7 separate regions of the Mus musculus genome follow, and regions 1, 2, 3, 5, 6 and 7 are each linked to region 4. A link is a loop called in an ENCODE intact Hi-C map of the cell type or tissue named here. Cell type or tissue: heart. All regions are shown on one strand. Region 1 overlaps Slx4ip (SLX4 interacting protein). Region 2 overlaps Slx4ip (SLX4 interacting protein). Region 3 has its middle 91 kb from the start of Gm14064. Region 4 holds the start of Jag1 (jagged 1). Region 5 has its middle 150 kb from the start of Gm14064. Region 6 has its middle 130 kb from the start of Gm14055. Region 7 has its middle 69 kb from the start of Gm14064.

The links. Hi-C counts contacts between places; a loop is a spot of excess contacts. Peaks named below come from ENCODE experiments on the same cell type or tissue, not always from the same donor. Only the 100,000 strongest peaks of a DNase experiment are listed, where the experiment ranks them.
Region 1: a loop joins it to region 4, with 8 times the contacts of the local background. A loop is called at or near these places in 8 of 42 quality-filtered maps.
Region 2: a loop joins it to region 4, with 4 times the contacts of the local background. A loop is called at or near these places in 13 of 42 quality-filtered maps.
Region 3: it touches region 4 in a loop (2.5-fold over the local background); 6 of 42 quality-filtered maps call a loop at or near these places.
Region 5: a loop joins it to region 4, with 2.7 times the contacts of the local background. A loop is called at or near these places in 2 of 42 quality-filtered maps.
Region 6: a loop joins it to region 4, with 1.9 times the contacts of the local background. A loop is called at or near these places in 3 of 42 quality-filtered maps.
Region 7: a loop joins it to region 4, with 6 times the contacts of the local background. A loop is called at or near these places in 19 of 42 quality-filtered maps.

What each region holds. Positions count from the first base shown.
Region 1 is chr2:136,994,997-136,998,996 of GRCm38, forward strand. The region is part of intron 2 of Slx4ip (SLX4 interacting protein); the gene reads left to right. Among named protein-coding and RNA genes, the nearest start is that of Slx4ip, 100 kb to the left of the region's middle. In heart, a CTCF peak has its summit at 2,305; no DNase peak of the experiment used is centred here; H3K27ac peaks cover 546 bases.
Region 2 is chr2:136,912,583-136,916,582 of GRCm38, forward strand. The region is part of intron 2 of Slx4ip (SLX4 interacting protein); the gene reads left to right. Among named protein-coding and RNA genes, the nearest start is that of Slx4ip, 22 kb to the left of the region's middle. In heart, a CTCF peak has its summit at 1,923 (motif pointing right); no DNase peak of the experiment used is centred here.
Region 3 is chr2:137,570,771-137,574,770 of GRCm38, forward strand. No RefSeq gene overlaps it. Among named protein-coding and RNA genes, the nearest start is that of Gm14064, 91 kb to the right of the region's middle. In heart, no CTCF peak of the experiment used is centred here; no DNase peak of the experiment used is centred here.
Region 4 is chr2:137,115,672-137,119,671 of GRCm38, forward strand. It overlaps Jag1 (jagged 1), which reads right to left and starts at 849. Exons shown (of 26, transcript NM_013822.5): 1 at 506-849; 2 at 1-38. The coding sequence starts at 586. In heart, a CTCF peak has its summit at 1,891; DNase peaks (open chromatin) are centred at 390, 1,130 and 1,810; H3K4me3 peaks cover 2,476 bases; H3K27ac peaks cover 2,445 bases.
Region 5 is chr2:137,515,881-137,519,880 of GRCm38, forward strand. No RefSeq gene overlaps it. Among named protein-coding and RNA genes, the nearest start is that of Gm14064, 150 kb to the right of the region's middle. In heart, no CTCF peak of the experiment used is centred here; no DNase peak of the experiment used is centred here.
Region 6 is chr2:137,417,856-137,421,855 of GRCm38, forward strand. No RefSeq gene overlaps it. Among named protein-coding and RNA genes, the nearest start is that of Gm14055, 130 kb to the left of the region's middle. In heart, no CTCF peak of the experiment used is centred here; a DNase peak (open chromatin) is centred at 2,006; H3K27ac peaks cover 858 bases.
Region 7 is chr2:137,730,721-137,734,720 of GRCm38, forward strand. No RefSeq gene overlaps it. Among named protein-coding and RNA genes, the nearest start is that of Gm14064, 69 kb to the left of the region's middle. In heart, a CTCF peak has its summit at 1,914 (motif pointing left); no DNase peak of the experiment used is centred here.

The DNA.
Region 1 (4,000 bases), 120 kb before region 4:
ATGGATGTCTAAGAACACATTAAAAAACACAACTTACAAGATGAAGCAACCTATTCCAGAAGGTTAGGGAAAAGGCATTGTTGAGGTATCTCCCAGGGCTTTGGATTGCCATTTCTAGATGGAGGGGTGAAAGGAAAAGAATAAGTTGGCCTGTGTATATACAACCAAATGCATGGGCTATGTTATGAAACATAATGAAGCGAGGGGCTATCTGTGGCAGGACTGAGAATTTAAGCTATGCTCCAGACCTGGGGGAGGGGAGAGGAGTGAGGGCCTGGGAAAGGGGTAGAGGCAGACAAGTGCACATGTAGACAGCAGACAGATAGCAGATCCGTGATGGCAGAGAGAGAGAGAGAGAGAGCAGAGAAGGACCAAGCGGGGACTCAGAGGACATGCAGGAAGAGCTGGGGTGGTGGGTGGGTTCTTTTGCTGGCTTCACACACCTGGTGCACCTGGTGGCAGCAGGTGATGAGGTACGTAATTGCTAGGTCCCTGGGGCAGGCCGGGGAATTTACCTGTAGGCTAACATTCCTCTGAGTTACAGTACTAATGTTATAAAATATAATGTGGCAAGACATATCATCTTTGTAGGCCCCAGCCAAGGTATACCCTGAGAAATTACGTCATGCAACAGATATGGTGTAAAGGGGGTTTGTTTACTGGGGAGGGTAGAGGAGTTAGGGCCTGGAAAGGTGGTAGAGGCAGGCAGGTGAACATGTCCATAGACAGCAGGGCCATGAGAGCAGGGGTCGGGGAGGGGGCGGTACATCTGCAGAGAACAGATAGAGAGGATGCTAGGAACAGACTGAAAGAGAGCTGCTGAATGGAGGGTGGGTCCTTTTGTGTGCAGCACACACTTGATGTTCACCTGGCAGTGGTAGCAATTCATGACTTAAAGTAATTGGTAGGTCCCTGAGGGCAGGCCAGTGGAATCCCCTGCACACTAGCATTCCTCCCTAACAATGTGAAGCTATTTCTCAAAGCCCTTGGAATCCCTTCCTGAGTGACCCACTCTGGCCTGTGGAAGAAGTGATGCTCCCCAGGTTTCCTGATCTGAAGAGAGCTGCAGAGTGTTTCTTCTGAGAGTAGAAAGAAGCTCCTAATTAAGGCTAAGGAGGAAGGGAAGCTGTGCCTCCTCTGTGCTCAGAGGCCTAGTTTGTTCCCCTCTGTTTACTCAGGGGAGAAAGAAGCAGAGCTTTGAGAGCAGAGAACTTTAGGAGACACAATGGTTCTGATTAGTGCAGATTATCCAAGCTCCTGCTAGAGAGAAACAAGGCCTGGTGGTTGCCCAGAGAGAACCACTGCCTGCCAAGCATAGAATCTTCCAGAAATCTAGCAAAGTCCTCTCCTACATTGCCAGTGTAAGATTTGATACCTTATTTATTCAAAGAAAGAAAAAATCTAATTAATGTATAATCAATCAGGGTGTGAAAAAACGCCAGATTGAACCTTGTGTTTCGTTGGACTTAGACGGGAAAGTTAGAGCTTGATTTTGACCAAGTTCTCATAAAGGAAGGTAGGCCACTTTTTATTATGACTGGAGGATCTAAAATACAGTGGTAGTAGCAGTGCTTATGGCCATTAGAAATCACAGCTCTTTGTCTGTTATGGTTGTTGCAAAGTGATTTTAAAGAATAGTATTAATTTAATATTAAGGCTAATATTAAAGATATGTAGATACCAGAACCCATATCCTAAAGTGCCTCCTAGGCCTCTCTTCTAGGCTTTAGGTTCTCTGCTATGGCTTCTCGCTCAGCTCCACTCTTCCCTTGTCATCACTCATATTCAACCCAGAAATCTGCTCATCCCAGATCTCCTTCTGGGGAAGATGAGCCCAGTTGTTACTGTAATTCCAGCACAAACAATAATGATGGATGAGTTGAGGAAGACAGAGGCCTCAGGTTCTGGTTCTCAGGTTTCTTCATTCCAATACAGTATAGAACAGAAGCCGCTTAACATCCTATTGAAGAACACCATGCACAAGAAAACATATCTGAAAATATCACAGCACTCTTCCCTTTCTTCAGTTAGCTGTTGTTACTGGGCCCATCAGATATGAGTCAGCCCCTGCAAACCATGCATGCATTATTACAGTATCACCAACTGGAGTTGCTTTTTAAGATTTTGATAAATATACTTCAGTGGAATCAGTTTTCTTTTGTATCTCCTATATTCATTTTATGTATTTAAAATGCATTCTTGGTACATTTTATAAGATTCTCAGTTGGCTAAAGAAAGACTCAGGGCACACAAAATGTTAATATCCACCAGCTAAGATCTTGTAGTTGTGGCATATGACCTCCACCTGGTGGCAGCAGCATCCTTAAAGGTTAGATCTATAATCAACAATTGAGAACATAATCTGAGTGTAGCCATCCATACACTTGAATGTGGTTTTCAAACATTGTTTTGCTACAGCCCACAAAACATCAGCCTTTCATCATAATTCATACAGAGATTTACATTGCACCAAACAGTTCTCAATCTTAGTATCTGACATACTGATACTTTTTATGGCTTTCTAATATTCTCTTGGATTTCTTTAATTAAAAAACAATTCTGGTTGGGCAATAGAATCACACACCTTTAATCTCAGCTCTTGGTAGGAAGAGACAGGGGAACGAGTATCTTTGAGTTTGAGGTCAGCCTGGTCTACAGAGTTAGTTCTAGAACAGCCAAGGCTACACATAAAAACCCTTTCTTGAAAAACCCAAAATAATAATGATAATAATAATAATAATAATAATAATAATTTTGATGCATCAAACTAAATTGCAATCAGACAGCCACAATACACTATCCTTATAAGAGGTTATATAATTTGCACACAGTTTCAGATATTATACTTACATTTTAAAATTATTTATTAGTGATCAGTAATTCATACAAGGTAAGAAGAGCCACTTTTATATGTACAACCAAGGTCCCTTTTTAGAACACTGCATCTTCCTGTCATTTGTCTTCTTCTTATGCCATGCAGACACTGCCCTGCCACTTTCACCACACATGGCTCTTGCTGTTGTGAACTGTCAGAGCCATACAGTAGGTGTTCATCAAACTGGCCTCATTAACTCATCCTGGTTTTGAGATGAGTCTGTGGGTTGTGTCAACATTTTGATTAATGCGATTCCATTGTGTGAGTAGAATACTAGTTTATTCTCCTGTTGATGGTCCTTGAGTCTGTCTTCAGTTTGGTCTAGTGGGAACAGAGCTCAGATAAGCTTATAAGATGGCCTCCTTGGCCTAGTCAGTAAGTACATGGCTTGCTATAGAAAGCTGGCAAACCTTTTGCCAAAGTGGATGAACCCAGTTGCATTTGCAACAGTGTATGAGTTTGGGCTGCTCCATTCTTTCCTGCCATTTGGTATGGTGTCAGTCTTTGTACTTTGAATCCATTCTGTGGCTGTGGCTGTGGCAGTTAATTAGGAAATGAGTTTCCCTGGCATCAGTCAAATTCAATACTTTTTCAAGTGCAGTCACCCATTTTTCATATTTGTGGTACATATTTCAGCTTAGATTAAAAAATTCTGTGACTCTGTGGAAGTTGTTTACATATTTGGATGTCAGTCCTGCATGTCAGACATGTGTATTTATAAATGTCTTTTATCCAGTCTGTGGCAAACTTATCATTTCACTGATAGTACCGCTGATGAGCAGAAATTTCTTTGATTGTTTATGTCCACTTTAATCGACAATTTTTTCTTCAATGTTTTAAATTTCCGGGATCATATGTATAAAATCTTTTCCTGCCCCAGTGATAAGAGTAATAATGTTTTGGTTATTATGCTTAAGTCTATAATTTATCTCAAACTAAATGTTATAATTGTTAATAAGGTAGATACCAGTTAAGTTTCTTTTTTCTTTTTTTTCCTGTGTTTGTGGCTGATGTTCTAGCACCATTTTTTGAATCTACTTTGGCCATGTTTTCACAAAAGTTTATAAAGGAAAGTTTAAAGGCTTCCTTAGTTAGAGATGTATAAAAGTGACTTTGCTACAGGTC
Region 2 (4,000 bases), 200 kb before region 4:
TCAGCTAACATTTCATCAGTCTTTGCATTTGTAGAACACCAGAAAAAGTTAAATATGCTCAAATATTGATGTGATTTCCTTGTTATAGTAAAAGCGAATGGGAAGAGCAATGCATTGCATTTCTAGAGAAAGAGACAGCTGAATAGAGATTGGCTGTCAGGCTTTTGTCTTGCTAGCTTCCCTCTGTGAATCACTTACAGCCTGTGTCCTAGGTTTTTGGTGTACCTAAAGGGGAATGCGCCACTGACTGTGTCACCATTGCTTATTTGAAAGTTGATGCATTGATCTGGTATGAAGCATTGAAAACAAGATTGCAGCAGGTATTTCCATATAGGGTGAGTTCTACTTACTGACCTTCTGGATGTTAAGAAAGATTGAAGTGAAGCGCTCCAAAAGAACAATTAAAGGCACTTCAAGTAATCCTGGTATTTATAAGAAATACAGCTGAGAGGAGAGCGACCTGTATCCCTGAGAACACTTTTCCAATATTTGTCTTTGCCTAACTTTGAAAGCCTAAGAAGGATAAGTGTATTCCTTCTCCTGAGTCTTAAACTCACCACTTTCCCAACCTCTTCAGCTGTTTCTTTTGAGAGCTCTGTTCTTTTGAAGGCTTTGGGCTGTAGTGCCGTGGCTGGCAATGTGCTCCGAGTGTGCAGACTGCTGTTGCTGCATTGCCAGATTGGGAAATGTGTGCAGCTAGGTGTGTGCTGCTTACTTGATGGAACTGGAACAAAACTGCTAGCAGCTTTCTGACATTACCCAGCTCAAACTATCATGGCTGTGGAGGTTTGGGGTACCTTCTTACACCATAGGAGAGTTGCTGTGGGTATTGATGGCTTTGCAGCAAGAGGATGTATTTGTTTTGAAATAAAGCTTCTTTTACCAAGTGTTCTCTGTCAGTTCTCAGGCCTCCCTGTCACAGTCTGTTTCCTTGGAATAAAACCTGTTTTTGTTTCCTTTTTTTATAACTGAAAAATGTTTCATGTTTTCTTCTACTTGCCAGACTGCTCCAGGTTTGCCTGATGAATGAGTCTTGTTTTCTTTGATATAGAAACCAAATATTCCTATGCTAATTATACTTACTTTATGTTCAGTGCCCAGTAGGTGCATCTTATTGTCACACATTGCACACATTGTCCTAGAACACCCCCGAGAAGGACTTCTCCTCTGTTTCTTTTATGTCACGGGACCTGAATACTCTAGGATATTACCGAGGTGACCAGTACCACTCCTTCTGTGTTTTTTCCTCATAACTTCTTTTTCTGGACAGGTAATGTGTAATCTTCAATTTGTGGTATATCCTTTACTTAAAAGTTCTGTCTTTCTCTATTTCTGCCATAGGTGTTCCTAGTGACTTTTAAAATAATTCTTTTACAAGCAGCTTCTGTTTATTTGTAATTGTTTATGCATGCTGTATGTGTGTGTACTTGATTGTACACATGTTCACATATGTGTAGCCAGAGGCCAACCTGGGGTGTCATTCCTTAGCATCCACCTGTACCTTTTGAGACAGGGTGTCTTAGTGGCCTGGAACTCAGCAAACAGGTTTGACTGGCTGGTCTGCAGGTCCTAGGGATCCACTGGTCTCTGCCTCCACAGTGGGGAGATTAAAGATGTTCTCAATTTTTCTTTGTGAGTTCTCTGGATCAAAGTTAGATTCTCATGCTTGCATTTTACCCTCTGAGCTACTTCCACAGCACACCAACAGTTAGCCAATTAATTCTTCTTAAACAGATAACAGAATGACAACATGTAGAGTTCACTTCTATGTCATTCAACATTAAACTGTAACACTATTTTCTTATAATGATTTTGTTTTTCCTGATGCACATGCAAAGTATGTGTTTTATTTTATCTTCTAGTGTTAAAACAATCTTTACTAGAAAGGTAGACTCAGGATCCTTCACCAACTGTATGGATTCTCTCTAAAGGCTGTAGAGGGCATCATTGTTCTATGTTTCCTAAGGTAACTTCTCTAGATACTGTGATCCAAGAAAGCAGGCCGACTGAATTGCTGTTAAAATGGATGGCTCAGTCTCAGATTATCACGGAACCTTAAATTCTGGTCTGCTTGCCCATTGGTTGTGTATATAGGTACTCCAGAGTCTGTTATACACACGTGTATTTCTCTTGCTTCCATCCCAACATACTTACTAGGATACACCACACTGGACACTACAGTGAAAACAATCACAACTACCAGAACTATCCAGAGTGGCCTTGAGAAATTATTCTGAGACTGGCAGAGGCTATCTGCTGGGTGCTTTGTTCTAGGGTCAAGAATCTAGAACTGCTGTGCTAGGAGGAAGAATCCCCTTGTCTTTGGAAAGCCTTGTGGGCCCAGGCCTATCCTAACAGTAAACGTTAGAAGGGGCCGAGGGGGACTGACACATGTTGTCCTGGTTAGTGCTCTTCCTCCTCTCTTCTTCTCATTGTTCTAGTCAATGCCAGTTTGGGGATATTTGGTTAAGGAAGTTAGGGGTGAGGTGGGTATTGTGTATCCCTGTAGTTCACAGTTCCTGAGAATTCTGTGGCACTGTCTTAAGTGTGCAGCCATGTCCTCATTACCCATACAGTCTAAATATGCATAGTGCTTACTTACTCTCTTAGATATTTCTCCTGGAGTACCTTACAGAACATAGCCATTAAGTAATACAGGAAATTAGGCTTCTGCATGTGTCATTCTGTCACATGTGAGTAGCATGTGACAGTACTTTGATCTTAAGACTTCTTTGTCATTTGGCTGCTATTTGTTATTTATATAGTTATTTGACAACCCTTTGTACTCACACATGTGCATATACCTACATGCGATATTTGTGTGACATTAGAAAAGAATGCTCTACTGTGTGCTTCACAAAAGTATGACATCATGAAGATTCTGGTAAAGCAGATAGCAGGTCAAGCACCCCAGTTTTCATTACTTGAAAAATCTATTATCTGTTTTATTTTTTTATTTTTTAATTTTTTAATTATGTATTTTCTTCATTTACATTTCCAATGCTATCCCAAAAGTCCCCCATACCCTCCTCCCCCACTCCCACTTCTTGGCCCTGACGTTTCCCTGTACTGGGGCATATAAAGTTTGCAAGACCCATGGGCCTCTCTTTCCAATGATGGCCAACTAGGCAATCTTCTGATACATATGCAGCTAGAGACACCAGCTGGGGCGGGGGGGGGGGTTACTGGTTAGTTCATATTGTTGTTCTGTTATGTACTAGTATTGGCATCTTGTTCATGATGTCATTTCTATAAATTTTTTGTCATTTGTGCCTGCTTCTGTAGGTTATTTTATAGCATGTCTTGAAATTAATTTATTTCTGTGTGTGTATGCACATGCATGTGCACTAGTTGGAGATCAGAGGGGACAGCCTTGGGGTTTGGTCCTTATCTTCCACTTTGTGACTGTGTTTCTAGTTCCCCCCTGCATGTGCCAGACTAGCTAGACTGAATTTCAGCAGTTCTTTTGTGTCTCTCTCTGTCTCTCTGTCTCTCTGTCTCTCTCTGTCTCTCTGTCTCTCTCTGTCTCTCTCTGTCTCTCTGTCTCTCTCTCTCTCTCTGTGTCTCCTGTCTTGCTTTGAAAGAGCTGTGGTTATAGACCCACACTACTGTACCTCACCTTACATGGGTCCTAGGAATCTGAACTCAGGTCCTCATTATTGGATGGCAATCACATTATCCACTGAGCCACCTCCCAGTCACTTCTTGAAATTTAGATCATTAGGTTTTTGAGGAAAGAATACTAGAATGTGAAACTAACATTAGATTTTACCCAGGATTCCTGAGTTCATCTTGTGGTTTCACTTATAAAATGACACGAAATCATGTTAATTCTTGGAGCAGCCCCCTCTTTATCTACAGATAGAAATAACAGGATTATCTGTCTCACTGGGTTTTTTCATATCAAATTAATAATGAAAGGTATAATGCTACGAAAGTGTTTGGAAAAATAACATTCTATGTGTGCCATGGAGCCCTCAGTAATTGTTTTACAGTGATG
Region 3 (4,000 bases), 460 kb after region 4:
ATGAGTCAAGCATGTCCCTGAGGTTTCATTCCTCGAAAACTGGTAGGTGGGGAAGTATAGATGCCATACCTCTGCCACATTTACCTGTTGGCTTGTGAGGAGATGAAACTTGGACCAGAGTAGAATTGCACTGTAAGAAGTGGAAAATGGGGCAATTTGATCTTCAAAGAAGATGATTCTGGAAATGTGGTGATTGGCACCACTATCCTGGGAGCTGAGAACTGCCCCCTCCTCCCAACTCAGCATGGAGACAGACTGAAACCACAATGTCTGGCACAATGGTTGTGTATCATGAAGGCCAGCAGACTCACAGCACTCATCTGATTTTTTACTTCCTTTTTCTGTGAGAAGATAGAAAAAAAACATTTTGCTGACCAGGAGAGAGATAAAGAGAGGTCACATTTTAGAATTTGCTTGCTACAGTTTTTTTTTTTTCCTTAAACATATTGGGCTTATAAAACCCTAAGTGTGTTTTTTTTCCCCCAAGTTCTTTTCTTGTTTTTTAGACTCATATGTATTTTGAAGTCAATTTAACCCATATGTTTCTGATTAATTTATGCTTAGCTCATCAAAATGTTGTTTTAAGAAGAAAAGCTTATAATAAGAACAGAGTCATGCTTCAGCAGCCACTGATGAAATCAACTCCAGAAGACTGCAGCTTAGTCAGAAACTCAGCTGGACTAAGGGCATCATGGTTTCCCAAGTCAGAACCTCACTCTAGTAGCTCCTTTAAAACTAAATGTGCGTGCTCAGTTCCACTAAAGAACACCACTTCAGTTCTCTTACATGTGTTATTTGCTTTCAAGATGCATTGGCTTGTTATTCCAGTTAACTGATAATATTTTACTCAGCTCTTTAGTAGTTCGTTTAGCTTCCAGGTTTTTCATAGATCCAACTGGTAAAGGGACTAGGTTATAGCAGAGAAGGATGGCTGTCTATGGACAAGAGGCATGTGTAATTAGATTTCTGCAGAATGGGGTAGGAGAGTTTGAAGGTGATCTAACTATTTATTCACTTGTCCTATAGTGATAGAAATAAGATATGGATACTTATCACAAATATAAAAATGTGCTGCCCATGTCTGTCATTGCAATCAAGAATTTGAAACAAAATAATCTTTAAGAAAGACATGGTTGGTAGAAGGTATAATAACAGTAAGGGTGTTGAAAAAGTCATAAGGAATCAGACCACTAAATATAGATACATATAATTTTCTGTATATACATATAGTTTAAGGGAAATCTTCTCTTCTGAAAGGACAATACTCCCTCCAAGTGCTAAAGACCACTTAACAAAATCTCCAAAACCAGACTTGAGAGGCTCTTTTGAGTTGTTTGTCAGGGTTGCCTAAGAGACTCCTCAAATATACAGCCAATTGCCATTACCTACACAGCTATGATATCTATGAACCACAAGGATAACTAGTATGGCACAATAACTCTAAGGGTACACTAATGGCACACATTCCTTGGCAGTGGCCTACAGCTCTCTAGTTGGACTTAAAATCCCCTCAATAAGAGCAAAGCCATGCCTGGTACTGGAAACCTAGCCTACTATTCAGAACTAGTGAAGTCATGGATCTTGGAGGAGAACCCACAACCATCACTTTACCAGAACAGCAAAATTCCTAACAACAATCCAAGCTTTTGTCCATATGCCCATAAATAAGGATAATCTTTACTCCTCATCAAGGAAACTTCTCTTTGAAAGAGATAGATGCCACATAGAAAACTACAACCAATCATAATGCCAAGTTGTAGAGTCCCAGTCTCAATGGTTATATCTATAAAACATCTTTACATCTAAGACTTAGGAAATATTGTAGAAGAAAGAGTAGAAAGATTATAAGTAAGGGGATTAGGGAGTTTGCTGTGAAACTGTTATGTGTCTCCTAGTAATGTGAGAAGCTACACACAAAACATTTCACCAATATGGCTGCCCAAGCATGAGCTGAACAAGCACATTAGCAATTAATATGCTAATGTGGACAGGGGAAAGCTCAGGAGACCCCCAACCCTAAACAAAGAACTTTTGGCAACTAAGGAATTCTGAGAGTGAGAAAAATAGTCTTTTCCAGGGAAAAACATACTAACTGCTTATCCAATACCAAACAATCAGTCTTGAAAATATACAAGCAACATTATTCAGATAAAGCAGGTTTTTAAAACATATATATGCACATTTATGCATTTATATAAAATTCATAATATATTATACAATAATTATATATATAATACAAAGAAGCTGTGAATTTATATAAAAAGAAGAGTAAGGGAAGCATAAAATAATGTAATTATCTTTTAATATCACAAAACATTAAAAAGGTGGAAAATGTGTTCATCATTACCTGACATACACATCATACAAATCTACTTTTAAGGCTACTTTTATAAAGCTAATATTTTTAAAGAGTTAATTTTTTTCTTCTTTAAAAAGGCATGAAGATTATTTTCACCACAAAACTTCAGGGGAATTCTAAGAGATAGGAAAAGTTTCTGTATCTCAGAGAGGAGAGTTTAGATAGTGGCTTCTTTCCATTGTCACAACAGCTGCATGGGACTGTAGCTCACTTTGATTAACATGTAATTTTGTCTATCTCATTTGAGCAGCTCTGTAATATCATCCATAGATTACCATCACTAACAATACCTCTGTGGGCATTTCTTCTTTCTAGACTTCATAATTTCTTCTTGCTCCCTCAGTTGTTAGCTTCAGCTTCATGCCTATATTTTATTCTATACAGGTCTGGATAGTATCCTCCCCATATTTCAAACTATGCACTCAAATACTTTTACTTAAATGTTCAATGTGTTTTTAAAAGGTAATTATGCCACAAAGAGACTGGGACTTCATTTTTTCACTTTGGCCTGTCTCCTTCTCTGTGTCCCTTTAGTCTTTCTGTAAGTGCCGGAACAATCATCCACCTGATGACTCAGGTTGACGTGCATGCTGCCAGCCAGGATTCTGCATTCTGCTCATAACCTACATCTAACTAGGCATAATACTTTCAACGCTGCCTCATATAGTTTCATGTGCTCCCCAATTTCTTTACACCGGGAAGACAGGAGTTTCTCAATTAGTGTGATCACATAATTTTGATACTATATAATAAAATGTTATCACTACCACTGTCCCCTGAAAATTACAGAAGATATCCATTTCGCTCAGCTGCTTAAAACTGATTAACTGCTGCTGCTGCTTTGGGGATGAAGTTGAACGATTATCCATTGTTCAGCATCACTGACCATCATGGTACTTCATGGACATTTCCTCCCCAAAGCCCATGTTCTTCCTCTTTCATTCTTTGCCATTTCAAGGTGAATGTCTTCAAGGTCTCTCTCTCTCTCTCTCTCTCTCTCTCTCTCTCTCTCTCTCTCTCTCTCTCTCTCTTTTCTGCCTGCATGCTTTTATACTTTTATACATACTGATCATTTTGTCTGAGTGTTCTTTCTTTATTGCTTGTATAAATCATATCTACCTCACCCTGGGCTTTGGTTTAGATAGAACTTCTTCCCCCAGGATACACTTGCCTCTTACTCTCATACCCTGAGGAATCTTTACTATTTCTCATAATGTTCATAATACTTTACCTCATTTTAATTTCTTATTTAATCACAGGCCTACCCTGCAGAAACAGAAGCTCTTCAGAGGAATCTTTATTTTCTCCTCTACTTACTTTTGAATCCCCAACTTAGAACAGGTAGGGTCTGGGCACACAGAAAGTAGGCAAGTAGTATTTGGTGAACTGGTTACTTTATAGGTTTTCACACATCTGTTTTCATACACAGTATGTCTTCAATTTTAAAGTGCCTTTAGTTTTCTGGATTCCTCAATGAATTCCTATCTTTGCTTTGATAACCTAATTTGCTAATATGTAACAGAGATAATATCTGTAGTGAATGTTTCAGAAGTGCAAGCTCAGTACAATTCTCTGTTTCTTTTACAAGTGAATGATAGCCACAGAAATAGCCATCGAGGGTCAGACAACTGGCTATCATGA
Region 4 (4,000 bases):
AGGATCTCCAGCTCAAACTGACCCGAGGCCCCGCACACCTGCCAGCGAGGAAGGAAGGTCAACGCATGAGAAAGTTTTCTCTGAAGGTGGAGGTGGAGACTCCTTGACACCCCCCACCCCCAATACACACACCCCAGGCTGCCAAAGATCCTCGGTGGCAAGTGAAAATAATTTTGCAAAAACTAGGTTTAGGGCTCAACCTGGTTTGGGGGCATAAAAAACACAAGTGCGGGAAAACTAAGACAAGTGCCCCGAAGGACCGTGAGAACGTAATGATCGCATTTTGCCCAGCCTGGAGGAGTTTATCTTTCGAGGCCAGGGGCTCCCCTCTGGGGAACCAGCGTTCCCTCACCGGGTGCTGCCTCTCGGGTGAAAAGTCAGGGTCAGGGAGCCTTGTACTCAAGGGCTCCGGAACTTGCACTGGGAGCCACAGCCGCTCCCGTCCAGAACGCCACGAGGGAAGGGAGAGGACCGCGGGGAGCAAGAGCGGGAGAGAGACTCCTACCTTGGCTCGCAGGGCACAGAGCAGGGCGAGCAGAAGACTCAGGGGGCGCCCGGGCCGGCCGCGCGTCCGTGGGGACCGCATCGCTGCGCCGCGCGCCACGGGCACTCCGGACGCCGCCGCCGCTGCTAGCGCTGGTGCTCCCGCCGAGGCTGCCGTCGTCGCTGCCCCCGCGGCCGCCGCGTCCCGGCTCTAATATACTCCGTGGATTGGAGCATGCACGACTGGAAAACAACACTACTTTTCAAAAGCCCTTTCAAGAGCCGCGCGTTCCAGAAGGCAAAGAGCCCGGCCTCCTTTTATTATTCTGATCGCTTCTTTGAGGCGCTCCCCCCTCTTCCACCTCTCGGCTTTCTTTCCTTCTCTCGCGCTCCCCTTCTTTTATTATTATGATTATGCGCAGCCTTTTATTCCCTTTCAGATCAGCTGCATGAAACGCGGGGAGGGAGGGGAGGAAAAAAAAAAAAAAAACCTGAGCCTAGCTCGCCGGCCGGCTGCAGGTAACACAATGACGCGTGCCCGCCTGGCTCTCGAAGGGACCCGGAGCGCCGGTCTGGGAGCCGGGACTCCGGCTGGCCACCTCTTCTCAACACGCGGAACAAGGCGCATGCGCGATTGTTAATATTCATAAGGGGCGTGCCATCTATTGGGCACGCCCCTTTCCTCCGGGTTGTTGGGGAGGGGAGAAATTGAGAAGGGGTTGGAAGTTGCGGGACGGACCGGGTGGCATGGCCGCCCGAGGGGCCCCCACACGCAGATCAGTGTCCCGGGGAGCCCGGGCCAGGAGAAAGGAACCTGGAAGGACCGTGGAGGAGCCCATGGCTCTGAGAAGCCCAGAGCGCCTCCGCTGGACCGCCCCCTCGGTGCACGGCCTGGGCTCCCTTGCAAGCCCCAGGTGTAGGCGCCGCGGTACGGCCGGAGCAGTTGGGGCGGGCGGCTTCCGCCTTCGGAGCCGCCTGCGTCAGCTGCGGCTTTTGCCCCGGGGAGGAGGGCCTGCCCGCCGGGAACCCGGGCCGCTCCCAGCAAGCGAGCCCAGAGCCCTGTGCTGGCGGCGGCGAGACTGGCGCGCTCGCCGCCGTCTCCTCGCCCCGCAGAGGCGACCTGGGCAGACTCTGCTGGGAACTTTGAAAAACTTTCCCGGAGTCAGACTTGCCGCAAACTCGAGGGAAAGCCTCGGCCGCGCGCCATCCCTTCCCAAATCCATGTCCGTGGAGCCTCGGAGGGGCTCCCAGCGTCCTTTCCAGACCGCGCCGGGGCAGAGGCGTGGGGGAAGCAGGGGGAGTGGCCGGCGGGCACCCGGGGGCTCAGCCCGGACTTCGGGAAGGGCTTTCTGAGACGCCGAGGGCTCCGCCAGCCTCCAGCCCGGGCGCAGTGGCGGGACTGCACCTGTAGGCGGCCTCCGCGCTGCTCTCTGGGTGGCGAGACGCGGCCTGAAAAGAACCTAACCGCTGTCGTGGTCCACAGAACTTGGCTTCTCCTGGGTGGTGGTGGAAACCGATGCCATTTTCCACCTTGAGGCAGGCCTCGCAATTAGCAGCGACACTCCTGGTCATAATCAAGGTCAAAGGGAACCCAAAGGCTGGCTGAAGTCTCTGCCAGCTCCACTCCAGGCGGGTTTAAACGGAGCTCTTTAGGAAAACAGATTTCCATTAAAGGACGAAAAGGGTTTCTTAACTTGCGTTGAGCCTGTCCTGAAGAAAAGCTCTGATTTTTCCGAGATTGCTTTAGCGCCTCAACCCTTCTAGACATCAGGGCATGATGGGTAAAGGGAAAAACAGTTTCCAACATGCTGAACACGACAACATAACAACACAGGTTATTTGTGGTTATCTACGTTTAAAGAGTGGCCCAGCATAGATAGTGCCCCATACCACTTGATGGGGTTGAGAAAGCTGAGTTCCAGGCTAACAAAGATGGTTCCGTAACTTGGGCATTTTAACCACCTGAGATAGGTGATTTCTTAATGGCAATGCATCTCATTCTAACCATTCCCGAGTAACTTAATCCATAATTGGGAAGGGCATATCCCAAATCAGAATGAGTTTGCAACTGGTCACAGAAGCACCTGGCCTACACAGCAGCCACCTGGGCATTTTCCAGTGTGCCCAGTCCTCCTCCACCCAATGATCACGAATGCAAAGCATCCCGTTTTCAACATTAATTCAACACAGGTTTTTGTTTTTGTTTTTGTTTTTTTCCCACTAAAGTTTCCAGAAATATAACAGTCCTCACTTCTGATTGGACTTCTTACCTGCATCTCTAGTCGCCAAGTTAGGGTGCTCAATAACGCTTTTATAGCAAAGGATTGGTGGTGTGGAAAAGCCACATAGCCCACAAAGACTGCAGTGGTCTTAGAGTCTATATTTCTTGAGGTCCCAAGGTCTAAAGCTGTTTTAAAATGTAAAGCTGTATCCAATGATGCATGCCCCATGTCCCACACTAACCCCTAGAAGGCGGCTATGGAGCCAGAGTTTTTAGTTCAGAAGGTTTGAGCCAGCCACCTGAGTTACATTGGAAGACTACCTGAGATTTATAGTTGCTCTGCTGCTAACAATCTGGGCTTCGTGAAAGCTGAGATCAGTACCTATCTAACAGTGAGTTTAGCTCACTTCACTAAAAGGAAAGTTTTGAGGAGTAAAAAGCACCTAATGGCATACTGGGAATGTCAAATCACTAAGAAACACCAAAGGCACAGCAAATAACACAGAGCCTCTAGTCTTTTCTGTGCCTGGGAACCCACATTTGAGGAAGGCAGTTGTGGGCTATAGGGGATTCTTTAAAAATGTTTTCATTTGGTGCTCTTCCAGTGAGCTGGGACTCCCCCAAGAAGCTTTTTTATACTGCAACAGGCACTGGGTGGAACTTCTGTCCTCAACTTCCTTGATCACCCCTGAAACCTGGAGAATGGGGAACTACTGCTCAAAGAATTCAAAAATGGACATTTCCCCTTGCCAAGCCATAGCCTCCCTTTGAGCTTTGCTTTCCAACTATAAGTGTATAGTTAAGGAAACATTCCCATGGAAAACAACACTTAGCCATCACCATTGCTTCCACCCCAGGTTGCTCCGAGCCAGATAGCAACCTGTTGCAGGTGTTTGGATATCTTCTCTGATTTTAAAAATATGATGCCTCAATTCCCTTTCTACAAAACATACCCAACCTTCATTCATTCATCAACAAACAGCCCTGACTTCCCATGGGACTTAATAAGAGGCATTTATGTTATAATTGTATTTTAAAGCTTCTAATCAACCAAAATTATTTATCAACACTGAGAAGAATCAGCTAATCAATATTTATTGAAAAGTACTGTTGTATGCCGTAGTGTGACTGATCTAAAGAACGCCACGTGAGGAAAATAAGTCGGGTACCAAGAGTTCAGCGCGTATGAGCTCCTTTAGAGCTCCTATATACAAAGGTGGATGAGGACAGGAAACGCCAGTCTTGCGTGCACGTATGGTTAGGGTGGTGTGTGCTTGGAGGTTTGATGTGCTTGGT
Region 5 (4,000 bases), 400 kb after region 4:
AGAAATCCAGTGGGTGTCTACCAGCCGGCCTTATTTCAGAGGGACCACTGTACACATTCATTTCTTCATCTCAGTTACGAACACCATGTGAAGGGATTGAGACAGTAGTTGACAGTAAACTTAGACTTAAAAGCTTCCTTTATGTTGAGCAAAGGATGTGTGGGTACATGTTCCGATTAATGTACAGAAATAGGTTGGCATGATGACAAAAAGTACTAAATCAACTACCACTACTGCCTCTTATTGCTCTTACAAAATAACTGCCTCAGTCTTTCTCTAATTCAAATGAACCTGGTTATTCAGCTAAGATATCTCTGACCTGAAATACAGAAAAATCAGACTGTGTTTTCTTTCTTTTTCTTCTCTACTATACCTGCTTCCGAGCTCCTGTGACAATCCAGAACTATTTGGTGGAGTGAAATAATCCCCAAATTAATATTTTAATAAAATAAAGCACCATACTTTTAGAACTGACATTAACAAGGCCATTGGCTTTGTCTTCATCTGTGGAATCCAGGACTGACTCCCTGGCAGCTCTTTCCTGACGACTGACTGCACGCCTCTTTTGACAAGTCTGAAGAAGCACATTGGGTTCTTGAGTGATCAGTCATGGTCTTGGCAGTCAACCATCACTTTGGTTTTATCATGGAGAAAGAATTAGGTTGTGCTCACACTTTTCTGGAAAAGCCAGAAAGTCTCATTGATAGGGCTAGTATCAAGAAAACAGGATGTCCTCTGAAGAGCTTTCTTTGTTTGAGCTAAGAAAAATGTGATTTGTGGTCTTCTCTTTTCACAAGTGATATGAGAGCAAGTCCGACATTCAGTCTCTCAGAGATTCATGGCACTTAAATGATAGGAAGTTTAGCAAATAATTGTTTGGAAACAGAGGGATATGTCAATATTCAGAATGTAGAGGGTAGACAAAATTTAAATGGAATGTTCTGGTGAATGTGGTTTTCCCTAGTGAAGGAAATCTGATTTCTTATATCTCAGTCTCCAGTATTACCATCCAGACATAGATTCAATGTTAGTATGTGCATTTAGGTATGACACCGTGAGAATTGATTTTATAGGTAAACAACGTGACTCCTTTGGACATCAAAGTTGATAAAATGGAACTGTGAGATTTTTAATCATTATAGAATGGTACTTTTGGAGAAAGAATTGACAGTTTCTCATATAACTGCCAACTATCTTTCACCCTCCAGTTAGGTCAATAACTCTGCAGCCCAGTCTCCTATTACTGATCATATTGGTAGTAGGCAGAATCATGAAGGAAACGGTTTTGACAAGAGTTGCTGAATGACAGCCAAGTCATGACATACAGTGTGTGTGCATGTTCAGTGTCCCATAGATGCTTTGAAACAGAGCATTGGTATGACAGCACAGGAATTTCTTTTATATGCAAATAGCATGACTCCTTTGGACATCTTTTATGCTAGTATTTCCTGTAAATAAATTAACTCTAAGACAGGTACAGTGATATAAGCCTGTAATTCCAGCTCCTTGTGAGTCTGATGAGAGAAAATCACAAGTTAAAGGAGAACACGGGCAACCTACTAAAGCCACCCACATACCAGGTAAGATGTGTGAAGAATGACTGCAGATGCCTCTCAGTGATTAGAGTACTTGCTTAGGAGCGGTGAGGCATGGGCAAAGACAAACAAAAGAAACAACTAAAATAAAAGCAAAGATAAGAAAAGGAAGCTTTTATTCTATCACGGACTGTTTTGGAGTCACATAAATTTTGGAAAAAGTATTTATGGATATAACTAAAAAAAAAAAAACCCAACAGCTGAAGTTCCTGCTTGCTTGACTGTTACTAATTGCTTACTCTGGATTATTGTGCAATATGCAATATTTTATTAGATATCAAGTGGGACAGAAATTCTTAGGGGATTCTAGTCTCTTTCTTTCTTTCTTTCTTTCTTTCTTTCTTTCTTTCTTTCTTTCTTTCTTTCTTTCTTCCTTCCTTCCTTCCTCTCTCTGTCTCTCTCTCTGTCTTTTTCTTCCTTCCTTCCTTTCTTTCTTTCTTTCCTTCCTTCCTTCCTTCCTTCCTTCCTTTCTTTCTTTCTTTCTTTCTTTCTTTCTTTCTTTCTTTCCTTTTTAAAGAATAAGCAACAGATGTGATGTAGTCATTGCTTTAGTCCTAATATATTACTCATATTTGTATGTTCAAACTTAATTTTTTATATAACATTAAGAGGCAAGGCCATTATGAAGTAAGTTCTGGAGAATCTACCCTCATGAACAGAATCCTCAGAAAGGGGAAGATGGGTCACCCCTTTTAGTACCTTTGACACTAATTATTCCAAGATACCTACTAGTATCTTGACCTAGGGCTTCTTTCTGAACTGTGAAGACGTTCTAATTCATAAATTACTCAGTCTTAGGCAATTTGATGCAGCAGAATACACGTATTAAACAATTATAATTAGACTTTTAATTCATATTGAACTACTCTTCTAGTTCCGAACTTGGCATTTCATGAAATAGAATGGTCCCAAACAGTAATCACGTTTTCTAAGGAGAGAAAGAGAGCAAGTATTTAGTGTTAAGATATATATGAAAACTGATATTCCTTTTTGCTTTAAATTCCCATGTGAAAAGTATTTTGGGAAAGAATGATTCACCCATCTTATTTATCTATTTTTACAGATAATGCAAATATTAATTATGGATAGTGATTGTTCACTTTCTGGATAGCTTGAAATGCTGAGACAGCAAGAGAGGACTGAAAGTGAGATCGAGAAAGAGAGCAAGAGACCAGGGGTTATTCAGAAAGGGGTTGCGAAGAGAGATGGGGAAACTCAAAGTTACTGGGGAATAGAATTTCCCTAGCACTAGTCACAATACGTATGTTTGTTAAAAAGCAAGAGGCGGGGAAGACATGCATGCCTGATGCTGAAGAAAAGCCTGTTTGTGTCTCACACACTGGAGAAATTGTTCAAGAACAGTCCATCGATGTGAAAATATGACCCATGTCATTTTGCCAGGGTAGTTAAGACACTAAGTAGCTGAGTAAAGCCTGATTGGATAAATTCACAATCCTGGGGGTGTACATACTTCCTAGTATCCAGTTTTTCTAAGATACAAAAAAAAAGTGTCAGTGGAAATAAGGTTACAGAGTGCCACATGCGTGGGCGAGACAAGGTCTCCATAGGGTGGGAACCAGGCAGATCTCAGACATGGGCCATTCTTTTAGTTTCTGCCCCATTTTCTTAGTGGTCAAAATGAGAAACAAAGGATAAATGCTCAGCACTACCAGAGAGGAAAGAACTGTGATATTTAGAGATGGGGACGAAGGAAAGGTTACCGACTGGCTTTGAAATGAATTTCCCATTCTTCTTTACTATTGCCATCGTCAGCTTTCACAAACTCCCAAAGTGTCTAGAAATAAAATCCCAACATCTACTGTGAGGGAATGGGTTTTCCCAAGTAGATCCAAGGTTGTGAACTCCGCATATGGAAAGTGAATGTTCAAAGGTATGTAGGAAGCATTCATTGGATAGAGCTAAGAGTCCTTTCCCTTTACCATTCTGAGAAACTTGCAAGGAGCCTGAAGACACTCTACACAACCCCAAAAAAGACTAACAGAAAAATGAACATAACAACTCTTCATTTGGCTACTTTAGTTTAATGGGCTGGGATAAGCAATTAGTTCAATATCAATGTTAGCATTCTAAAATTTGCTTTGACAATTGTGGGTATGCTGGCTTGTTCCAGTGCCCAAAGCTTTCTCCTATTCATGACAATGGTAGAACAATTGTGTAATTCACAAAATAAAGCTAGCAAAATCTTTCTAATTTTGTGGAATATCCATTAGTCTCTCTGAGCCTCTGCTTACTTATCTGAAAACTGATGGGGCATGACAAACTGGTGATCAAATTTTGTTCTTTACATTGTATGGTGTTTTTTAATGCCCAAGGATTCAGTAAACGGTTCTTGCAATTTGGTTAATGGTTTTGAAAATTTGCATCTATAAAAGAAAAAAAAACAT
Region 6 (4,000 bases), 300 kb after region 4:
AAAATGGGAGCTGTACCATTGGGGGTCAACTGCCATACGACCTCCGACTTCCACTGAGTCATAGCGTCAAACTGCCTTTTTCATCATTAGTATTTATTGTTCTTCTCTGAACCCAGCAAGCAAAGGCAGCTCATAGAATAATTATGGTGGGGCCAAAACAAATAGACATGCTACTTCTCTCAGCTTCTTGGCACTTGGGGGCACACATGATGCTGAGCGAAAGAACAAAGCAGAACAATGCAGAAATGAGTAGGGAGTAAGAGTTCTTTCTTTGTTCCATTTCTTTGGCTGTTTTCTTTGACTCAATGAATAGATCATTCAAATGTGCTGTATACATATATCTATTTTGAATAATTGTTTATAGAACATTGAGAAGATTTAGCTATTTTTATAATGTTTACACAGGAAAACAACTGTTTTGTTCCACGAATTAGACTTTTTAACCTTTTGTTGCAATTCAAGTTAATTCGGAGGACAGTTACTTACAAAAATAGTGTCATTGAATATTATTATTGAATTTATATATCAGAAGGAAATGAGGAAGAGATGAACAAAGTATTTGAGCTGGACTAAACAGGAAGATATCAAAACATTTCTTTCTACATTCTAACCTGAAATGCTGAGTTTTGTGAAAGAGGATCATATACCATGTAGTCCAGGATGACTTGTAATTTACTGAATAGCCTAGGGCAGTCTCAAGGACAATCCTTCTCTCGTAATCTTACTGGTATTGGGCCACAATGTCCATCAACATCTTGAATTTTATTGCCTGCTACTCTACGTTCAGAAGCATCCCCTGCAGTTGGAAGGAACAAGAGAGAACATTGATACATAATAAAGGAATCAAGTCTTCCTAGTGGTTCAAGTAAATAAGTGGCTATCCCATGGGAGAATGGAAGGAGAAAAGGGGGATCAATCAATAGTGTTTGGTTTATCTTTCCACCTTGTTTGAGAGAACCTACAGAATTATCTATTGCAACTCTATACTTTAAAAACACTTTGCTCATTGCTGGGAATTTGCTGCTATGCTGTCTAGTGTCTTCTCTTCATTTTTCTTCCTAGGAAAATTATTTATATGTTTCTTGAAGTCTTTTCCTTCTTTACTGATCATACGACTTCAGCAGAGAAAACTCTATGTGCCTGTCCCAGGGTGCAAGCATAAGCACTCAGGTGAGCATGGACCCACATTCATCCATTTACAGTAGTTTTGCTGAAGCACTATGAAGGTATATGGAGATAAAGAAGGATGTGGAGATAATAGCTGAGGAATGGTATTTGCCACCTTAGGTTATCATGATGGATTTGAAGGAAATGTACAAAAAATGCTCTAATCCCAAGATAAACAGAAGACACTCCAGTTCTTCAGTGCAAGAGTTCTTAAAATCCATCATCAGGGTTGAGCTTATAACATTTGTTGCATCTTTTGTGCCAGTTGAGTTGAATTTGCTGTCAGTTTGGCAGGAGTGTTTATGCAAATGTATCCCTTCCTGACACAACCATAGCATTTTTATTTAAGAAACTAGGCCAGTGAGACTGTATAGTGGGTAAACTCCTCACCATCAAGACTAAAGACCTGAGTTCAATATCTGGAACTGATGTTAAGGTGGGAGGAGAGAAACTACTCCACAAAGTTGTACTCTAGTGTGTATATACCCTTGTACATGATAATAATAACATAAATGTTTTTAAGGAGATGAAAACAAACTAGAAGCAAAATAATGTTTTATTTTGTTTTTTGTTTTGTTTTTGCATAACTTTCTTTGTTTCCACTATAGGCACCAGTCTTTGTGGTATCGTCCTTAATATTTTCATATAATATAAATGTTCCATACATGTCTTTCTCCATTGCTGGCCCCAGTATGTTACCAGACAAATGAGGCAAGCATGCTTAAGAGAGCTCCTGGCTGGAGTGTGCCTGGGTGAAGTCCCTCCCCTATGACCAGGGTCTAGCTGAATTCTGTCTCCAGAGAGGAAATGTTTCCGTCACTCTCCCTTTTCCTGAGGAAGCAAGTCTCCAGCCTTGCAAAGTCACCAGGCCTGAAAAATCACCAACAGACTGTGATAACAGAACAGATTCCTCCCCTGCTGCTAATTATCCTGTCTCCCCATTAAAGCCACTCACACTCCTGCACTGTCCCCATTATGGAGTGACTGGTTTTTCCTGGGACAAGCTCACAGGACCTGCTATAAACGCAGCCAGGAAACGTTGGAAAACGAAGTAAAAAGAAGAGCTGTTTTATGTTCTATTATTAATAGCATGATAGCCTTTTATTGCCTCTTACTTTATTTCTCTTTGCTTTGACTCATTTCCTGGAGGTGATTTAGCCTGGGGACCCTGTGATCTTATCCTGAATCCTTACCCCTTAGCTCACTAACTCCACAATTCTAGACAAGTAATTTCAACTTCCTGTGCCATATCCTCCTATTTGTTAAAATATTTCAATTGAAACTTTAAAAATACTTGTGAAGTCCATCTCATGGTGTGGTTAGAATTAAATCACATGATGTTATTCAGGAGACTACCTTGTGTGCAGTGTGTCCTGTATTAAGGGCAGCTGCCTGTCAAGTGTTTAAACAGTTTCTTTCTTTTCTACTCTCCTCAGTATCTATTCCCTTCTGCAAAATCTGGGCTAGATGATCATCATTGACTGCTGAAATAGACAGGTTATACTATACAGCAAACTGGGACTCCTCAAAAAATATTCATTGCTCTAAACACCCATTTGTCCATGTGTGAATTTCCTTTACTCTTTTTTTTTTTCCTGCTGGCACTTTTATTGACAGATATAAGAAATCCAGTATCTGTACAAGTGGAATTATTTACTTATTAATAAATATCAGATTCTGGAGACATGAGGCATAAAATGAATAACTGGAAAATTAGCCAAAACTCAGTGGTTCGCTTTGCCTATGTTTTATGAATATGTCAAGTATGTCAATATATATGACTTGACAATGTAGTGTCAAGTGAAGGAGAGGATCACACTGGACCATTCGTTTACCAGAGTCAGTGAGGCTGATACAAAAGCCAGATGACTGAAGTTTCTCTAGGCATCAGTCAAAGGTCGTTCCAGAGAATGCAAGATGACTTAATGTGAAACCAGAAGAAATTAAAATAGGAAATTGGATACACAGTTGATGGAAGATCTGAGCTGCCAAATCATGGCTGGTAAAACAAAATGGAGATTAACAGAGTAAAGACTCAGTTATTATCATGAGGTCTAGATACCTACCCAGGGTCAAGTGATACCTCTGATACTAGAATCTGTGGCCACCAAACCAAAGCTGAGCCATTAATAGCCTCTCTGACAGGCACCAGATCCATGGAGAAGTCCTAGTTGTTACCTGAACTACCAATTAGAGAAGGATGAGAAGAGAACCCAAGTCTCTTTCTCTGTCTTGGCTTTCCTTGTCAGGTCACTATTGACAAGCCACCTAGTATCACAGACCAAAGAGTAGACAAAGGACTGATTTCAACAATATTTAACAATTTCTCAGAATCTGCAAAAATTGGTTCAGGATTTCTCATGAATACAAAAGTCTACACTTGCTCAAGGCATTTGCAAATACTCTACTTAATCCTGTATACTTTAGCTTATCTTTTGATTAGTTATAATTGTTAATATGATGTAACTGATTTTGCTGTGGTACTTAGGGAATAATGACAAAGCAAATGTACATAGTTAATACATATGCACTTAAAACATTTTCTAGATTTCCAGTTTAACAGATCAAGAAATAGGGTTAAGAATGATGTAAGGGGTTTGAAGAGTCAGTAAGAGGTACTTGCTGTGCAATTCTGAGGAAGGACCTGGGTTGGAATTCCCAGTAGCTATATAAAAGTTGGGTATTGTTATAACCTCAGTGTTAGGAGAGAAATGCACATTCCAGAAGCACGCTGGCCAGGTAGCCCAGCTCTGATGGTGAGTCTCAGGTTTAATGACAGACCCAGTCTCAATAGAACAAAGCATAGAGCAGTTGAGGTGGGGTCATCACATGC
Region 7 (4,000 bases), 620 kb after region 4:
AAGCGAGAAACCATAAGGGCTGAAAGCCACCAAGAGCAACACATGGGCTATTGAGCGCTAATCCTGCCCTTAATTAGAGGATGGCCTCAGCCTTGTGGCGCTCTCAGCAATCCAAACTGAGGAGGAGAGGAGTGGGCCAGGGCTTGAAGCCACCATTTACCGAATGTGACGTCATCAGCACCGTTTTTTTAAAAAGAGGCAAACAAGTGTATAAAGAGTCGATAGGGGACAAATCCCGACTGCATTTACGATTCAATTAAAATTGTTGGAGTTTTGTCTGCTCTTTTTCTCTTTACCCCATTTTTAAAATCATGTGCACTTCATCGAAAATGCAATCGTCCTAGATCATTGGTTTACTTACCTTAGCCGCATCAAAGTATGACGCCATACTCACCAACATCTGCACAGTTTTCTCTCAGGCTGTAGTTCTTAGAAATAAAACTGATGGGCAGGCCAGCAAAGAACAAGTTTGCCTCTTCTGAGACTACCTTGTTGACTTGCCAGTCTGACCCTCTGTTTCCATGGCAATAAAAAAGCTCTGTCTTCTTCATTTGAGTGCCCAGAGCATGCTACCACATTCTGCCAAGCTTCCTTCGTTTTAATTTCTCTCCATTTGCCTGTTAGCTGCGTGGACAATATCTGGCCAATGATCCACTAATCATGTTTGATCATTAGGTAAAACATTAAAAAGGAGCCTTTAAGAAGTAAATGATCAGTTTTCAAAGTGTTACGAATCTATCCATGCTTTAATCTAAGTGCACACCTTGCAATAAAATAATTACAGGAAAGAAGATATGTTTTTCTATAACTATCCTGCCCCAACTCTGGCACAATTTATACCTTGATTGATTCTCTTAATACATGGTGTGATAAGGGGCATAATTTTCTTTTTTCATTTTTTGTGAAGGAAGTAATTGAGGTCTAGGTTTTCCACAATTACACAGAAGACTCATAACTTGGGTCTTTAACACCTTACGATGATTATTCTGGGGACTGTGAGCAGATCTCAATACACAGTCAGAGATTCAATTTCCAGGTGCCCCTTCAAGAAGGTGGCAGTTTTCAAATGTTAATTGCCAAAGTTACAATCCCCACCCCCAGGAGGTAAGGGCAGATCAACTCAGGGAGGTAACATTCCACCTGAGGTAGGAGATCTTTGAGAAGCCAGGGTTTTCACCAATTTTCTTGGGGAGATTTGAATTACTCTTTCCATAGAGCCCTGAAATATTCACTTGAAGGAATCCCTTAAGTGCTTGTTGAAAAGACAGCAAAACTTGCTAGGGAAAATGATGGGAGAGGCCTATCGGTTTAACCAAGGACACCTGTGTACTCAGGAAACACAAGTAGAAGCCTGAAATGTGGAAAGAGACTGGATAATAGGACTATTCATTTTAAAGCAAACTCTTTTAGCTTGGAGCAGATGTATACGGACACTTGCTAGCAAACATATTTGAAGTCAGTTATAAGTATTGACTTAATGTTTACTCTGCTTGAAGACATATCATTGCTGGGTTTTTTTGTTTTGTTTTTTGTTTTTGTTTTTTTTTTTTAATAGGATACAGGCCTGGATTAGGAGTAGGAGATAAATAGCCAATTTATATCCTGTCCAGAGTTCTAAAAGAAAGAAATGGAGAGTAAGATTAATTTACCACATTTAAGTCCTGCCAAAGATCCCACTGAAAGGCAAAAGGCTTGTACACATTTATATTGGATCTCACACAATATGGAAGACGACAAAGTATTAGGAGAGATTAGACTAATTAAACTAGATTTTGAGAATGCCTCAAAGAGATCCAAGGTACTGATATCTTCCAAGTAGGACGACAGTGAAGGCTTCCAGAAGCTTGTAGCCCAGCTCTCTGGCTCTGATGGCTTTAGCCATGGGAGCACACTTGTGTATGCAGTGACATCTAGTGACAAAGGAAAATAAAGCCAGCTCAAATGTTCCAAGAGTTTGTTCAGAAATGACCCTGCTGTCCTTATTTCATAATACTTTCTACTGCAGACAGATAAACCAGGTTCCACACCTTGTTCATAGAGGGTCAAGAACAACACATTAGAAAGAGTGAACAAACAAGCCTGCCTGCAGAATGCAACAGGAATCAACAGAGACTCCTCTCCCCTTGTCTATTCTCAAAGCAGCAACTAATGACATAAAATCTGTGGTTCTCAGGAGCTGTTGAAGAGCTGTGAGAAATCAGAACGTCTCATTCTCAAGTTCACATTCAAAAGCTTGGGTAAGACACACGTGCAAATTATCCCACCAAGACGAAGCTTTACATCCCTTATTAACTTTATTCTTTATTGAAACCTGTTCTTTTTATTAATTGGAGACAGTCATGATAAAGCATTTCCATTTTAACTGACTTCAGGATTTGAAGAAAGTTTAGTGTGCTAGATGAGTAAATTCAAAACTTTCTCTCTAGAAGATCTTAAAGTCTTGCCTTGGTTCATGCTGAGTAATATGAAAATCCAGAATTGTCACCTTATTGGTGCTTGGATTGGGAAATAACCTGTGAAGAAGAATTTCTACTGGTTAGATATTTGATCTGTAGTCTGCAGAGCTTGGGCTATCAGAGATATGTTATGGGGTGCAAAGAGTTTCAGGATAGAGTGGGAACTAAGAGTTTGTTAAGGAATGCCTTGGGGTTTTATTTATGATTGCAGATCCTTTAAAAAATACATTTCTTCTACATTAAACAAAAGTTTCTCCTGCATAAAACATATTGGAAAGTTGCTAATTTAGAGATTCCCTTGGAAAATAATATTTGTATTTCTTTCTGTGAATTCCATACAGTAGCGTCTGATCATATAATATAATTACCCCAACTCCTTCCATAATTATTCTCTTTACCTGCGATTTCCCATCCACCAAACTTTGAGTTTTTCTTTTTTTCATTTTCTTCCTTTCTTTATGTGAGGGTTCCTCTGCAGTGTAGTCAACCTACCATGGGTCAAGACAAGACATGCCATCATGTGATGTCAAAGCTGGCTCTCCTTCTTCTCAAAGCTATCAAATGCCAATAGTTTCCTCTAGGATTTTGTTTTCATGTCTCTCCTTCCACGTTGAGCTTGTGCCTCACCACAGCCTGTGCAATTCCATCCGATCTATGGCTGAGCATTCCACCATCTCTTACTGTCAACCTGTTATAAAGTTAGGGGCTTTTATCTTTGCTGATGAGGGTGGGTAGTGGTACCGTTTTATGAGTAGAGATCATTATGAGTCATTTTATAATATGGCCATTTAGCAGAAAACCAGTAGTAGGTTCTCCTTTAGGGCTTATAACATATCTAGGCACATGTTGACAGTGCCTTTTAACAGTCACAGAAAAAGATTTCATCTCAGGGAGAGTACCTAAGAGCCAATAAGAAAGTGATTGGTTAGGTTGGAGAGATGGCTCAGCAGTTAAGAGCACTGACTGCTCTTCCAACGGTCCCGAGTTCAAATCCCAGCAACCACATGGTGGCTCACAACCATCCATAATGATATCTGATGCCCTCTTCTGGGGTGTCTGAAGACAGCTACAGTGTACTTACATATAATAAATAAATAAATCTTCAAAAAAGAAAAAAAAGGAAAGTGATTGGTTACTTTAAAAATATTTGTGCCACTATTGCACCAATTGGCGTATCTTTCCGGGGCAGTCTTTGTTGCAGCTTGCAGCTGGTTCTCCTCTGGTAGTGCAGATACCACCTTTTAGCATTTATAATAGCCAATAGCGGTGAAGTTTACAAGTGAGTACCAGCTTGATTTTATCTATCTATCTATCTATCTATCTATCTATCTATCTATCTATCTATCTATCTATTTATTTATATGCAAGTCCAGTTTTTGGTGACTTCACCAATAGGTTTTTTTTTTTTTTTTTTAACCTTTGAGTACTGGAGGTAACCAAGAACACTGGCAAATAGCTTGTAATGTTGGGGTGAAGGATTTTTAAAATTCCATTGGCCCAAATCTCACAAAGATGTAAACAATTCCTGGTGCTTATGTTTCTAT